Linked DNA regions of Homo sapiens: region 2 is linked to region 1. Evidence: read pairs that join two places in POLR2A ChIA-PET (ENCODE). Cell type or tissue: GM12878. All regions are shown on one strand. Links, peaks and the distances in the headings refer to the core of each region. The heading gives the core; the rest is flanking DNA. Region 1 overlaps CDK5R1 (cyclin dependent kinase 5 regulatory subunit 1). Region 2 overlaps MYO1D (myosin ID).

Region 1 (5,373 bases), core at 262-5,261:
AGGAATTGGGGTTTCTGGTTGGAGGCCCTTTTCTGGCTCCTGTGTGGAGTTATTCACTCTCCCAGAGGCTCCTGGAGCCAGCCACCCTAACTGAGCTGCCAGTGGGGTCGTGAGGCAAGATCCCCGCCACCCGGGGACATCTTCAATCTAGGCGAGGCGAAGCTGAGCGGGTCTAGTGGAAAGATTGTGTCTGGTCGTTTGACCACACACCGCCCTGATTTGCTGTTTTCTTTTTTTAGGGAGAAGGGCTTTTCTTTAGTGGAGAAATGGAACTCGCCCCCCTACCCCCTTGTCTGCTGCTCCCAGCCACGTTGGTGGTATTGGCCGATGAGCTGGTTTGACTCATTAATTTCTCTCAATTTGGGTCCCAGCTAAAGAGGTGGGGTGAAGCTGGGGACAGCTTTCCTGGGTGAGTTTTTCTTTTGAATAATGTAGTGCAGTCACCCTGTGGCAAATGCCAGGACAGCTGCAGGTGCCCATTAGCAACGCCTGCCTTCTGGGCAAGGTGAGGGATGCCATACCTTGAGACCAAGCCGGTGCCCACCTAAGGGCTAAGGCCTCTTGCTGGTGCACATGACATTTGTCCTGCAGAGCTGGGGGGAAGGCGATGTGGTGACCCCACCCCCACCCGTTAATTTAAAGCTGTTTCTAAACAGTTGAGTTTCTTCTAAAGAGGAAGCCTTGCCCAGCAAGGACCAGTGAGACAGCCGGATCTTGGAGACAATTACAAGACGGGGAGTGAGACTCCTGATTGCTCTGGAAGCCTGCTGATTTCTACAACTGATCATTTGCAGCTGCTGGTTTTGGTTTCCACCTTACCCTACTGGCTGTAAAAACACAAATGTGTACTTTATTGATTTTCTTTCTAATTCTCCCGCATTGGTGGCTTGGGACTTGGGAGAGGGAGCAAGCCTTCCTCCATGGCCCATCACTCGGCTGTGGAGAACAAAGACCAATGTGAAGACACTACAGAGGATTCTGTCTTCCAGGCCCAGTCCACTGGGGAGTGCTGGAATGGGGACCTGGGGTGGGGAGGCAGAGGGTCACTTTACATAGGATTAAGTTCGAGGTGGCTACCGATTTCAGCACATGCACTACTGAAATTTACACAAAAAGAAAGCTGTGAAATTGAAGTCCCAATTTAAGAGTCCTGAGGCAGAACCTGGTGGCTGGAGGCATTCCCAGAGGTGGGGAAGAGAGCCTGCCCGGCCGGAGAACATCTGCCTTGCTGCACCTGAGGCCCAGCAGAGCCGTTCCTGGGACTGTCAGATAATCGGTGCAGCGGTGGAAGGAGCCTGCGGCTGCTGGCACAGACTTCACACAGCACCTCCTCTCTGCTGGGTTTCCACACAGCCTGTCTTCAGATCCTGCTGCCGCGTGCGACCAGAGGTGGGAGGCCCCTGGTGGCATGGAAGAGGGAGGGTCAGTGCCAAGTCTCAGGAGGAGGGCGCATGTGTGTATCACCCTCAGCTGGCGGAACCTGGCTGCGAACTGTGCAGTTACGTTGCATCCACAGGATTCCAGTTGCGTGTCTGTTTCCTTCTCTTTCTCCGTATTTATTTTTTTATTCTTCGGAGGAGGTGGACATTTCGGAAGTGGTGGGGACTAAGGGAAGAACTCTCTAGTTCCCTCAGTGTGAAGCCTGTCGTGTTCTCTCCCCTTGCACTGGTCATCAGTATTGTGTAAAGGAACAACTGATATACTTGAGTGTGCAAGCAAAGAACCCATTTGCCATGCTGCTATGAAGACTACTTTTAGATCAACAATAAAAAAAAACCTACAAAAAAACCTTTATTCTTTAATTGTTGCTTTTACGGTGATATTGTGCATGCAAACCAGGAGCATTTTGTGTCTTAAGAAAAATAATCTTAGAACAGATGGCTGTGAAAATTACACCCATGCACAGAACAAGCCACAGGAATAATAGTTCAGGATTTGGTTTTTCTCTTTTTCTTGTAAACCTGGAGGGTTGATATATTCTTTCCATGCAGTTATTAGAACTTAGTTTTGTTCCAACAGTTAAACTTGCAATGAAAAGAAAATGTGCCATTTTTTTCACTCAGAATTATTCATAGCTGTATATTTGAAACTGCTAATTACACACGTGTGATGTATGTTGGTTTTTTAGTGCAATTTCTTCTGTAGCTATTCTTTGACCAAACTGTGGGTATTGTTAATATTAATTTATATTTGTCTCATTTTGTATGTATGTGTAGTGTGTTTGTGAGTATGTGTGGTTTATAATCTGACAAAGTCATGAAGCTCAGTTTGGCTGTAATTTAATTCCCCTTCCCTTATTTTTATTTATTTTTGTACTGTGCTGATTCAATAAAATGCACTGACCATCCATTACAGAGACCTCTTTTTGTGGGCAGGCTGGGGCCCCCTTTACTAAATGATTCATGCACTCAGAACATAATTGGATTTGTGTTATTGGGGAGGGGAGGACAGAGTTGGGGGCGAGGGCTTAACACACTAAGGTGATTAAGAAGGAAGCACAGGTTAAGTCAGCTTTGGTTTAGCGTCGGCCGAGGTGAGGGCAGCTGTTTCCCAAAGGCTCCCGTGGCAGAGCTGGGTGACTGGAACCTCCGGCCAAGGAGGGTCAGGCCCAAGCATGGCCTGGTGAGGTCTGGCCGGGTGGGTCCTGCAGGGGCTCTGGACCCTAGACTCCCTGTGTCGAGGTGTGACTCTGAAGCTGCTGCTCCCACGTATTCTTGGGCTTGGCTCTGCTCTGTGCTCCCTTCCCCCGGGGTCTCCCAGGCCAGCAGGGGTGGGCTGGCGTCCACATGGGCCAACCCTGCAGGTTTAGCTCCATGCGGGTTTCCAGGAGGGAGAAATCCAGCCCTGTGGCTCCCAGGGAAGCAGCCACTCCAGCCCATAATTGCGGCAAGGGTGGGGTTCCTACCAGCTCTATCTGTACCTGTCCTGACTGCCAGCCTGAGGCCTGCACGTGCCACCAGCGTCAGCCTCAGGAAGAGGGTTATGGGGATGCTGGATGTGGCCCTCCCCAGGCCCTGCACCCTGCGGTCTGAAGCTGCTCCTGAGTACTAGGAAAGTCTTTCTTGTCCTCAAGTTGTAGCTTGGGAGCTGTCAGCCTTGTGATCAAGGCCACTTGCTTTCCACAAAGCAACTGCCTTCGTCTGAGTTACAGAAGCCACCGCTGCGTGTTCTTTTCTGCCAATGACCAGTGACCGGAAGCACCCTGGCTGCAGGACCCTTGGGTGCTGGCCATGCCCTGTTGCTCCCTCAGGGCCTTGCTCCCTTCCCCAGGAGGAGCTGCTGCTTCCTCTCACTCTCCCTGCCGCCCCCACACTTCCTCCCAGCACCTTTCACTCCGCTGGCCTGGCCTGTCCCCAGTCTGCTGCTGTAGGTCTCTGAGCCTTTCCTTTCTACATACGTGCTTCTATTGCAGTAAACATATTCCCTGGCACTAAGCAGTGTGCTTCCAGCTGCCAGCGCACAGGCCTCAAGATGGCAGGAGAAAGTGCTGGGACTCAACCCCACGGCCTCCTTCCCTCCTCACACCTCCGGTCCACAGCTTGCTTCTTGCTCACTTTTTGTTCAAAAGCCTCAGGCAAATCATCCTCCATTTTACATGATTTGTGCTTAATTCTCCCTTCTATCCTCCCAGATAATGGTTGACTTTATTTAAGCAAAAATTTCACCAAGTTTTCAGTGACAGATAAGCAGAACACCTTTAAAAATAAGATTTAATGCTTTATTGCTCTTGATGGCAAATCAAAATATGCTTTAGAAATAAAGTTAATTTACTGGAAAATAGGAGTTTTTGCACCAAACCATAAAATTGCATTTCATTACATCAAGAGAACCCCCTCATTGTCTACAATCATGCCCGCTTCCTTTCCCCTCAGCGCCCGGGACACGTGACCGAGATCATACCCTAAATTCCTGATCCTTTTGCAGTTGCCACATACTGTGGCTTTTAGTACATCATAAAAAAGTGCTTGTCCTGTGGCCTCAGCTGGGAGGCCCTGGCGCTGGGGCTAAGGGGCCCAAGGCACCATCCAAAGGCTGGGAGGAAAGAACCCAAACCCAGGCCCTCCTCCTGCCCTCCAGCCTTTGACAGGCAACTCATTTGGCATGATCTGTTTTGGTGTGTTTAAAACATACATTTGCATGTGTCTAGTGTAAAGCAACAAGTTTGAGGAAATAAGTGGAAGGAGAGAGGAAGTTCCAGTTAGATGGTTCCACTAGTGTCTACTGGTAATTGGCAAAACTATGAGTGTTGCTAATCTGGGCTGAGGGCACCTCTGCCTGTGCAGGCAGCTGACCAGGCTTGGAGAATGAGAAAGGGTTCCCAAGGACAGGATGCCAGCGGGATTCTTTGTTGCAAACTGCACACAGTGCAATTTTTGGGAAGCAGGGATGGGGAGTGGGCATGAGACCGGGTTGTTGGGACCACTCTGGGGTCAGGCCCTGGGTGAGGCACAGGAGGCTGCACACAGGCACTTGGTGGGTTCTGCCGGGTCAGGGTGGGAAGGCAGGAGAAGTGTCTGTGGCAGGACGGGAAGAAGCTTCAGTACATCCCTCTCTTGCACCTCTGCCCACTCCACCTGAGGCGTTGGCTCCCTCCCCCTCATCCTCTCACCACATGCCTGAGGCGTAGGCTCCCCTCATCCTCTCACCGCATGGGGCATTTGCTCCCAGCCTCTACTTCCCTCAAGGCCTTCTCAGCAGCTGGGGCTCAGTGGGGAAGGTGGTCTCAGAAGGCCCCTGAAGCATACGTGCTTTTGCTGGGCAGAAACTGGCAAGCTGGCAGTGCTCCCTGGCACCAGTTTCACGGGCGCAGGCCCCAAGGGGCCGTGTAGAGGGCGGGGTGGGCATCCTGGCCTGGCCTGCAGTGCCAGGACCCCACGCTGTGCTGCTGCCCCGCTTCCTGCTTCCCGTCATCCCGTGTCTTGACCCCGCCCTTGCTGTTTCTCTGAGTAGGAAACGCAGCGGGAGGTGGTCCAGAGGGAAAGCGGCCGACCCTGAGGGCTGCCCTCACCCTGGCAGCTCCCCGTTCTCATTAGGGTTCCTGACCCAAGTGTGGTGACAGCAGGTATCTGATTAGCAACCCTGCAAACGGTGAAAGTATCTATAAGAGGACCACAGCCACAGGCTGCGAGTTAAGTAAGATGATCCTTGGAGCATGCCACACTGTCCTCTCCAGAGCGGTGGTCAGAGGCCCTGGTGGGGGCCTTGGTGGCAAAGGGAGTCTCCCAGGGGAGAACCTGGGAAGGATGGACTCACTCTGCTGGATGGGCTGTTCCGCTCCTGCCACTGGCTCCTGGCTGAGGGGCTGGCCCTGTGGGTGACTCTGCTCACCCAGTGGCTTTGGCTGGCGGCTGGGAGTTGGGTTGGGGTGGGTCC
Region 2 (5,373 bases), core at 162-5,161, 77 kb after region 1:
GCCAAGGAAAGCTGCTGTGGCCTGCAGGTGAGCCTGCAGGTAAGTGCAGGAAAATGCAGAGTGAGGAGGTGGGGCCACATCGTGTAGGCTGTGGGAGTGACCTCAGACCTGATCTTGAGTAGCCACTGAAGGAGGGGAGTGATATGATTGGAAAGTCAACTGAGTCCAACCACAGTTGGGAAAACATTTTTTGACTCGTGTCATTGGAACCAAATAGAATCAATTAATAGTAGTAACATGACAGTAGTTACGGTTGTTGTCCGAATCACAGGGAGTGCTAGAACTTAATTAGTTATCTGTTTGAAGCCTCAAACACAAACTTCCAAAGCTTTAAAAAGCAACTTGTAAAAGCTTCCCTCTTTGGTCTTTCTCTTTTAAGCTTCTTTTTAACCAAATCAGGCAGGCACTGTGTACCAAGCCTCTGAGACACATCTGTGTGATCTTTCCAACAGAGGAATGGGAGCCTCTGCATCCAAGGTGGGGAGCGGCAGAGCTGGGACTGAGGGCAGAACGGTTGATTCCAAAGCCCGTGCTCCATCCATGTTCACAGAATGGAGGAAATCAAAAAGGAGCAGATGATGCGGCTGCAGGCTTCTGGGATATTAACAGGACAAAGCTACTGAGAAAACAGGGGTTTCTGGCTGAAGGTAGAGGATGCTGGGAAAGGGCAACAAATGAAGGGGTGGCAGAAGTCAATAAATTGAGCAGGAAATGAAAAAAGAAGAGCTGAATTAGAGCATTTGTCTAAGCATCCTGAGGACAGGAACCTTGTTTATCCTGTTCATGGCTATATCCCTAGGGCAGAGAACACGACTCAGCAAGTGACATGTGCTCAAGAAATAGATGCTGACTCAGCGAATGAATGTATTTAAACAGAACCTATTCTGTAATAATCACTATGACAACAGTTAATAAAATCAGCCACCGTCAACTAAGCACCTACATGTGCCACACCTGTGCTGGGGGTTTGGCTAGGTTAACACAAACCCAACCACCAGGTACAGCAGGTGTTGTCGTCACAATCCTGGGAAGGAAATAAGGTACACAAAGGTTAAGTAACGTCTGATGTCTCTTGTCTAGTAAGTAGCAGGGATGGACTTAAACACAGACCAATCTCACTCCAAACCTTGTACTCTTTCTCTGCCCTGTGCTGTGTTGCTTCTCAAGCATGAACATGCTAAGAACTTGGGCTTCAGTCATGGCCAGTCCCTTCAGGATGACTTGGCCACTGTAGGGTCTCATTCTTTCATCATTCTTAGTCATCAAGTCCAAGTAGCCCTGGAAGAAGGGAGCATATGTGCACAGAAGGACACCTACAGGAAGCATCTTACCAAAAGTGCCTTGCATCATTGAGGCTGTGTCCGGGTAGTTCAGTGGTGCTAACGAGGCCACTGCTACAGGTTCAGTCTCCACGTCCAATTAACTCAGCTTTGTGCCTTGGAGACTACACCCCAATCCATCTCAGAGGTGCATTCAGTAGTTTCAGGAAAGATGGCTGGGAAGTGTGGGTGGCTTGGTGAAACCTATTTGCAAGACTAGCAAAACAATGCAAAAGGTATGCTGCAATAATGGTGAGCGGCAGCTTCCTAGAAAAAGGTCACGCAAACTTCTGCACCAAACCTGGGTGATCAGAGCTCCTCTGCAACATTAAGTCCTTTTTCCCAAAAGAGTCTTGAGATTTTTTCCCCCAGGTATTTATCAGAATCCTCTTTATCTTTCTGCGTTATTACAAAAAAAAAAAAAAAAGGCTGGTGTCAGGCAGCTAGCATTATTTCTGAAAATTACTGAGAACTTAAAAGACATTCAGAACATCTATGCAACTTGACACAGTTCAAAAAATTGTCATTGGAAACAGAGACAATCTTATAACCAACATTTAGGCAAGTCCATGTTTAGAATATGGTTAGTTTTCAAGGCAAGTATGTTTCATTCTACTTCTGTCTGTATGGAGAGATTCCGTCTCTAGTCTCATCCCTTTGCAAACTGTTTTTCTCATGGCTGCTGGAGTTATCTTTCCAGGACACATATCTGATTCATTCATTTGCTTTATATAACCTATCAACCCCCTTTGCACAGCTGTATAAGTCAGGTGTTTGTGGGACTTATCATCTATCTGGGACACTCTTGAGAGTTAAAGGACGCAGCTCTATTGATGATTATGTTGGAGCAACAGACATAAACCTTGGGAAACTGGGATCTGTGGTCACCTCACATGGAATAGAAGGTCCTTGGCAATCTGAACTGAACCCACATTTTCTGACTCTTCCCCACCCAGATCAGCCTCTGAGAGGGATCTGCCCTTTCCGTGCTTTCTGTCCCAGACCTCAGCCCTTCCAGCTTCTCTTCTGGAAGAGTGAGTGCACACACCTCCAGAGCAGCTCGAAGTGCAGTTGCACCTACTCACTGGAATTACAGGTCCAGCCTCTATGCTCCTATGCATCTTGACTGGACACAGTCATCATTTGTTTTTATGTGTATTGCCCTCTCTAGACTGGGAACTCCTTGAGGTTGGGGGGTTTAAGTCATCCTTGTGGCCACCCCCAATATGTAGAGGAGTGTTTTGTACATCCTTCGTGTTCAGAAACTGTCAGTTGATAATAAATAAATCCCACGACTAGATAATCTGGTGCCTTTTAAATAAATACATTGAGGTCTGTGTTATAAATAGATGTTTATGACTAAAATGTTTTATGGCAGAGCTGCTGACTGTCCTGGTGTCATAGAAACTTCAGCTGATTTCCATGTGAGTGTATGGAAGAAGTAATATATGAGCAATCTATTTTCTCTGGGTGAAGACAGCAATGGGCATATTTCACTTCCATTGTTAATTGGGGATAGTATTGCTCTAGGCCAAGACACTAAGTCAGCTAAGCGCTGACTAATCGAGGAAGTGTTTGCAGGTGCACTGGGCCCAAGGACACACAGGCCTCTTGTACTTTAACTTACATGTGGTGTTCTCAGACCTGCATGACCAATTCTGCAATAGTATCTGCCACAGAAAAGACACTGTGTGAAATTCTTGTGCAGCTCTTCCCCATCTAACCTGTTCCTCACAATGGTGAACACCCAGGGGAAGTGAAAGGAAGTGCCCCAGACTGAGACTGGGAACCGTCACCTCCCACTGGATGAGCAATGGGAGACGCCCAGGAGTGTGAATTCCCTGCCTCCATAATGCCTTTTCTCTCCCAAAGCATTAGTCTTGGAGAGATGAGCAATGATTGGTAACTCTCCTCTCTAGTTAAATCTGAATTTCCAGTTGCTTTACAGACTGAGAAAGTAAATGCAACACAGTAGTCATCCTGCTCCGAGAGCTTTTGAACTGTTGCTGATCTTTAGCACGTATAACTTGAATATATTAAAGAGCCAGAAAATAAGATCCGGGAATAAAGGAGAGATAAAAGGTCAGAGGATGAGTGTGTGAAGGTATCACAGGGCAAGTCACTAGATGGGGACAGCTGCTTCCCACAGTCTCTGAGAACTAGAAGAAACCACAGCAGATGCAGTTTTGGTTAGAAATAGGACCAAGTTTCCTGAGCAGGATGTTTAAGATCATTAAATAAATCACCAAGGGAACTGTGGAATATATTCCTCTGCTGGTCTTTACAAACAGAGCAGTAACTGAGCAATTAGGGATGAGTTCTGTTTAAGTCTGACCACTGTGCTGAATTGGCTGGAATCTCTAAGTTCCTTCCAGCCTCAGAGTCTCACGATGCCTCACCCTCACCAATTGCCTGTAAGAGACAGTGGAACCCAGAACCAGAGGGCCCTCAAGGAGTTATCATGTAATCAGTCTCTGACAGTCAAAAATTTGTCCTTACATTTAATCAAACTTCCTTGGTTGTAGAATGGGTACAGGATAGTTTCCTCCTATCAACCCTCATGCATGGTAAGCCAAGGTTACCACATTAAAAAAAATTTTTTTTTTTGAGACAGAGTCTCGCTGTGTCGCCCAGGCTGGAGTGCAGTGGCATGATCTTGGCTCACTGCAAGCTCCGCCTTCCAGGTTCATGCCATTCTCCTGCCTCAGCCTCCAAGTAGCTGGGACTACAGGCACCCGCCACATTTTTTTGTATTTTTAGTAGAGACGGGGTTTCACTGTGTTAGCCAGGATGGTCTCGATCTCCTGACCTTGTGATCTGCCTGCCTGGGCCTCCCAAAGTGCTGGGATTACAGGCGTGAGCCACTGCGCCTGGCCGGTTATTACACTTTTTAAGGCTCTTCTAACAAACATTCTTCATGCTTTCAAAGCTCCTTTCAAAGCGACTCTTGTAAAGTTCACAAACCTCTAAAAACTCAGTGACATCCCAGTTTGATATGATTGATCTGCACAGATGGATTCTACAATGCCAAGTTCTGGGTTCTAAGACAGGAAACTTAACACAACATTCATGTTTCTAACATGCATATCCTAAAGGTGTCTATTAATACTATAGATATGAATCTAAGTCACCAAGCACACATGTCTGTTGTCGGGAATAGAAGGTAAGAGAAAGAAGTGACAGATTAGTTCCACTTGAGGCTATGGAAAGGGCTGGCTCCCATGAGGAAAAGTGCTGGAGGGGGAGTGCTGGGCAAAAGGGGACTCAGAAGTCACAAGATGGGTGGGTGGAGGGAAAAGTAAATACAAATGCACAGAAGGGCCCTTGGAAGAGAGACCTTAAAGGGTGTTTCTACCACTGGTGCTAGAGTAGGTGAATCAGTGGGAAGTATCTGTGGGGCTTGCTGGGCTAAGAGGATGCAGGGTAGCCAGGAGGGAAGAGGAGATGTGGGGGAGTGGGGCGTGGAAGCAGGCAAACGAACGGGTAAAGAAAACCTCATTGGTTGGTAAATGGTCAAAAACTGACCACACTCTTCTGGTTTTTAACCCTGGCAACCCCGCCTCTGGCCCTCCCTCCACTGGAAGTTTCCAAGCATCTGTTCCTGCTGCTGCCTTTCTTCTGCTCCCCTGGGCTGTTCCCTGTATCAAGCCTTTCCTCCTTTCCTGGAACTTGCAATTCCACTAAATTTGCCATATGGCCTAGAAAAACTGTAAATTCTGGTGGGGTCGCGTTGATAATTCCTTGTTCTCCAGAAGGTAGCAGAGGACCGAGAATTGGGTTTAAATTAAAAGGGTGGAAACTTCTATAAGTCAAGAAAGGAAGTAGCCATTTCTTTGGACACTTGGTAGCATATCCACTGCCACTTTCTAGCATATTTTAAAATGAAAACTTCTTGGTGGTATATTGAAGAAATAAGACTTTCAAACTCTCTCTCCCCTGTTCAATTAATTTTGGGAAATCAAAAATCACTTCCTTTTCACATCCAGAAAATCTGATTTTGTCGAGGCAATTAAGAATATTACCATTTTACTCTAGCAAAGTAACCCATGCAGAG

The links. Peaks named below come from ENCODE experiments on the same cell type or tissue, not always from the same donor. Only the 100,000 strongest peaks of a DNase experiment are listed, where the experiment ranks them.
Region 2: POLR2A ChIA-PET joins it to region 1 with 16 read pairs; 9 of 35 experiments call an interaction of 5 or more read pairs at or near these places.

Annotation. Positions count from the first base shown.
Region 1 is chr17:32,488,905-32,494,277 of GRCh38, forward strand. It overlaps CDK5R1 (cyclin dependent kinase 5 regulatory subunit 1), which reads left to right. Exons shown (of 2, transcript NM_003885.3): 2 at 1-2,349. MYO1D (myosin ID) reads right to left here. Exons shown (of 22, transcript NM_015194.3): 22 at 3,618-5,373. Among named protein-coding and RNA genes, the nearest start is that of CDK5R1, 4.6 kb to the left of the region's middle. RefSeq lists silencers at 1,378-1,499, 4,223-4,272 and an enhancer at 2,528-2,647. In GM12878, for the core only: a CTCF peak has its summit at 1,405 (motif pointing left); a DNase peak (open chromatin) is centred at 3,264; H3K4me3 peaks cover 3,082 bases; H3K27ac peaks cover 3,536 bases.
Region 2 is chr17:32,566,457-32,571,829 of GRCh38, forward strand. The region is part of intron 21 of MYO1D (myosin ID); the gene reads right to left. Among named protein-coding and RNA genes, the nearest start is that of CDK5R1, 82 kb to the left of the region's middle. RefSeq lists enhancers at 3,099-3,178, 3,699-3,928. In GM12878, for the core only: no CTCF peak of the experiment used is centred there; DNase peaks (open chromatin) are centred at 2,985 and 3,545; H3K27ac peaks cover 2,832 bases.